Linked DNA regions of Homo sapiens: region 2 is linked to region 1. A link is an interaction called in ENCODE POLR2A ChIA-PET data of the cell type or tissue named here. Cell type or tissue: CD4-positive, alpha-beta T cell. All regions are shown on one strand.

Region 1 (2,500 bases):
CCTCTGTAGCAGCCCTTTCTAAATATAGGGCAAGCCTTAGAAGGTGCTTTTCTAAGCTGGCTTATCTGATACAGTATCTGAAATGGGTTTCCCATGTTCTTGGCATTAAAACACTTCTCTAGTCTGGGATTCCCGAAAGTCCTCCCTCAGCCTTGGCACCATCTAATTCAATAGGTGTCTCCTTCAGCCTTCCCCAAGGCCACTGTCCTTGAGCCTCTAAAAGGCCCAGCAGTGCCCAGACCCATCTCTCTTTGCACTTGTAAAGTCATGGAGGTCTTCTTCATTCATCACCCAGGTCTTTAAGCCACCTCTCAACTTTTTCAAAGTATCGCCTTAAGTCGGTACCTGGGCCTAGTCTCACCAGCAGTAACGAGGACTCACTGGCAAATATTAATAATATCCCTTTCCTAAAATTATGTCTCTGTATGTCCACTTGATCATTTCTGAGCCTCTTTGAACTCTTCCTTTTTTGAAAACTCTTGGGGCTGGGCATGGTGGCTCACGCTTGTAATCTCAACACTTTGGGAGGCCAAGCCAGGCTGATTGCCTGAATCCAGGAGTTCGAGACCAGCCTGGCCAACATGGTAGCATTCTGACTCTACTAAAAACACAAAAAAATTGCTGGGTGTGGTGCTGCACACTTGCAGTCCCAGCTACTGGGGAGGCAGAGGTGGGAGGATTGCCTAAGCCCAAGGAGGTCAAGGCTGCAGTGAGCTGAAATCGCATCGCTACACTCCAGCTTGGGCAAACAGAGTGAGACTCTGTCTCAACAAAAAAAAAAAAAAAAAAAAAAAAGAAACAAAACTCTTGGGTTTTGTGTCGTGGCAAAGCTGGATTCCTTAGGTCCAATCAACAGGTTCTCAGCACCTTTGATTGGAAAACAATGGCCTTTTTCCTACCTATCTCTAATCTCTCTGGAGCCTTGTAGAATTGTAAACATTTCCATTTCACAACTTTTATTGTTTCGATACCTTTGTTCTAAAGGGACATACATAATCACACTGCCAGTAAGAGGCCATCACCCGCAAGATATATCAGGGGAATGGGGCCTAGGGAGGATTTCTTACTACCCTCAGCAAGAAGGAAAGAGAACAGAACAACTCCAAACTCTCAGTGCTGCTGAATGGGGCATCCCTACCAGAGGCCAACCATTCCACCCCTTGGCTGTGATTCACTTGGATAAGGATCCTCTCGTTAACTTTACATCACAATGCTTTATCATAATGGCAGCATATCCTGAAGAGAAGGGCTCCTGATTCTGCAAGGACAAAGGAGTTATTTGGCTCAGGAGGGCTTAGGTTCAGTGACATTCTGCCCTCTGGGTCTGAAATGTTTATTATCATTTGCATCATACACACACACACACACACACACACACACACACTTAAAACCACCTCAGTACAAATGAACTTCCTTTTCAAAATGAAGAAACCACAGTGACATTGATATCACCGAGCAAAGCAAACAGAGCTCTTGGGTAAAGAGGCATTACTGGGTGCTTCCTTACTCTTCAACTAACCAGTGTGCCCCTTTCAAATTATTGCAAAGTTTATTTTTATTTCTGTACTCCCAGGCTTAGAAAGCATGTTTCTCTCAAAGGCTTTTCTTATACTATATCTGAAATGGCTTTTCAAAAAAGTAAGTTTCAGATTGTATGACATGCAAAATATACTAGCCGCTTGGCAAATAAACATGCAAGCAGATACCCACGGCTCCATGTCATGAGTTTTTGCCCTTTGTGACTTGCGTTTAGTGGTACTTCATCCCATTCCCCCTAATTCAGAACAGTCTTCTTTACCATTTAATTGGTTTTAGAGACTTAGTTTTCTAAACAGTCTTTCTGCCAATTTAGGATGAGATGAAGCGACAGTGGGATCCAACGTTGGAATCTGGCATGGGGCTGAACTGGGGAGGGTCTGCTGCCACACTGCGGCCTGAGAACAGTCTTCTACAAACATGCCAACCTCGGAATCGGTATGCTGGTTTGAGATCGTCTTGCCTTGTTTATCTAAGCAGAAAAGCCAGATAGCAGATTTGATGGTGGTTATCAAACCCTGTTATTAGTTGACAGGGACCTGCACTGGTGAGAGGCCCATCTACCTGCCCCAGTTCAGGGCTAATTAACAATTAGCCTTTTAACTTAATTCCAAGAGATCAGTGTTTGCAAATCTAAATGCCAGTTTAACAAACCTGTGAAGGAAACACTACTTCCATATTTGCCCACATACTTTCCAACCTTAGGCAGTTTTGTCATCAATAATCCACAAGCTCCTTCCTAGCAAACATTAGTGCCAAGCAAAAAACTAAGAAAAATAAATCGTTTTCAAACCTGCCCTGGGTGTTGTGCAAGTTATCCAGCCTCCTAGGGATGGAGGTGTGGGGGTGCTTTCAAGGTCATAGAGGTCTAAGAAGGCCTGGAAACCAGACAGGTGGTATTCCTTAGCAGTAAGCCCAACCTATAACTGCACCACCCACCCTCCATGGGTATCCAGCTCACAGT
Region 2 (2,500 bases), 66 kb after region 1:
AAAAACAATACAAAAATTAGCCAGGCCTGGTGGCACGTACCTGTAGTTGTAACTACTCAGGAGGCTGAGGCAGGAGAATCGCATGAGCCCAGGAAGCAGAGGTTGCAGTGAACCAAGATCACGCCACCACACTCCAGCCTGAGTGAGAGAACGAGACCCTGTCTCAAAAAAAAGTTGTTTACATTATACTCTAGTCTAGTAAGTATGCAATAGCATTTTGTCTAAAAAACGTACACATTTTAATTTAAAATACTTTATTGCTAAGAAGTGCTAACAATCATCTGAGCCTTCAGTGAATCATAATGTTTTTGCTGGTGGAGGGTCTTACCTCAATGTTGATGGCTGCCGACTGATCAGAGTGGTGGTTGCTGAAAATTGGGGTGGATGTGGCAATTTCTTAAAATCAGATAACAATGAAGTTTGCCACATTGACTGACGCTTCCTTCCATGAAAGATTTATCTGTAGCATGCAATGGTGTTTGATAGCATTTTGCCCATAGTAGAACTTCTTTGAAAATTGGAATCAATTCTGTCAAACCCTGGAGCTATTTTGTTAACTAAGTTTATGTAATATTCTAAATCCTTTGTTGTCATCTCGACAATGCATTCACAGCATTTTCACCAGGAATAGATTATATATCAAGAAACCAACTTTCTTTGTTCATCCATAAGAAACAACTCTTCATTTGTTAAAGTTTTATCATGAGATTGCAGCGATTTCATCACATCTTCAGGGTCCCTTTCTAATTCAAATTCTCTTGCTATTTCTACCACATCTGTAGTTATTTTCTCCACTGAAGTCTTGAACCCCCCTCAGCCATCTATCAGGGTTGGAATCAACTTCTTCCAAACTCCTATTAATGCTGATATTTTGACTTTCCATGCATCATGAATGCTCTTAAGTGCATCTAGAACTGTAAATCCTCTCCAGAATGTTTTTAATTTACTTTGCCCAGATATATCAGAGAAATGTCTATGACAGCTATAGCCTTACAAAATGTATTTCTTGAGTAATAAGTCAAATTTACTCCTTGATCCACGGTCCATGGAATGGATGTTGTGTTAGCAGGCATTAAAACAACATTAATCTCCTTGTACATACCCATTAAGCTCTTGGGTGACTAGGTAAAGTGTCAGTGAGCAGTAATATTTTGAAAGGAATCTTTCTTTCTGAGCAGTAGATCTCAACAGTGGGCTTAAAATATTCAGCTAACCATGCTTTAAACAGATGTGCTGTCATCAGGCTTTGTTGTTCCATTTGTAGAGCACAGGCAGAGGAGTTTTAGCATAATTCTTAAGGGCTCAAAAATTTTCAGAATGGCAATGAGCATTGGCTTCAACTTAAAGTACCCAGATGCATTAACTCCTAGCTATACAGTCAGCCTGTCTTTTGAAGCTTTGAAACCAGGCATTGACTTCTCGTTGGCTACGAAAGTCCTAGATGGCATCTTCTTCCAGTGAAAGGCAATTTCTTCTATTAGGCTGGTACAAAAGTAATTGCAGTTTTTGCCATTGAAAGTCTATTGTTTAGTGTAGCCACCTTCATCTTAGCTAGATCTTCTGGATCACTTGCTGCAGCTTCTACATCAGCACTTGCTGCTTCACTTTGCACTATTATGTTATGGAAATGGCTTCTTTCCTTAAACCTCGTCAATCACCCTTTGCTACCTTCTAACTTTTCTTCTGCAGCTTCCTCACTTCTCTTAGCTTTCAAAGAATTGAAGAGAGTTAGGGCCTTGCACTGGATTATTAGGCTTCGGCCTAAGGGAATGTTATGGCTGGTTTGATCTTCTACCCAGACCACAAAAACTTTCTCCATATCAGCAATAAGCCTGTTTCACTTTCTTATCATTTGTTTGTTTGCTTAAGTAGCCCTTTTAATTTCCCTCAAGAATTTTTCCTTTGCATTCACAACTTGGCTAACTGTTTAGTGTGAGAGGCCTAACTTTTAGCCTTCTCAGCTTTTGACATGTCTTCCTCACTAAGCGTAATCATTTCTAGCTTTTGATTTAAAATGAGAGATATGTGACTCTTCTTTTCACTCAGATACTCAGAGGCCATTGTAGGATTATTAATTAGCCTAATTGCTAATTAGGGAATAGGGAGGCCTGAGGAGAGGAACAGATATGGTGGGGGGGTGGGGGTGGGGGGACAGCCTATTTATGGAGGAGTCAGAAAACTCACACAACATTCAGCAATTAAGTTTGCCATTTTACATGGTCACAGGTCTTGGCACCCCCAAACGATTACCATAGTAACATCAAAGACATGATCACAGATCACCATAATAGATATAATAATAATGAAAAGTTCAAAATATTGAGAAAATTACCAAAATGTGACTCAGAGACATGAAGTGAATCCATGTTGTTGGGAAAATGGCACCGATAGACTTGCTCCACAAAGAGTTGCCCAAACCGTCCATTTGCAAAAAACACAGCATCTGTGAAGCACAATAAAGCAAAAGGTAGTAAAACGAGGCATGCCTATAGGTAGTTTC

Evidence for each region. ChIA-PET counts read pairs that join two places held together with the same protein. Peaks named below come from ENCODE experiments on the same cell type or tissue, not always from the same donor. Only the 100,000 strongest peaks of a DNase experiment are listed, where the experiment ranks them.
Region 2: POLR2A ChIA-PET joins it to region 1 with 5 read pairs; 4 of 35 experiments call an interaction of 5 or more read pairs at or near these places.

What each region holds. Positions count from the first base shown.
Region 1 is chr2:172,433,912-172,436,411 of GRCh38, reverse strand. The region is part of intron 1 of ITGA6 (integrin subunit alpha 6); the gene reads right to left. Among named protein-coding and RNA genes, the nearest start is that of ITGA6, 7.6 kb to the right of the region's middle. RefSeq lists an enhancer at 1,130-1,630. In CD4-positive, alpha-beta T cell, no CTCF peak of the experiment used is centred here; a DNase peak (open chromatin) is centred at 1,381; H3K27ac peaks cover 1,378 bases.
Region 2 is chr2:172,367,714-172,370,213 of GRCh38, reverse strand. It overlaps LOC107985960 (a long non-coding RNA gene), which reads right to left. Exons shown (of 6, transcript XR_001739773.3): 5 at 2,333-2,443; 6 at 41-138. Among named protein-coding and RNA genes, the nearest start is that of ITGA6, 59 kb to the left of the region's middle. In CD4-positive, alpha-beta T cell, no CTCF peak of the experiment used is centred here; no DNase peak of the experiment used is centred here.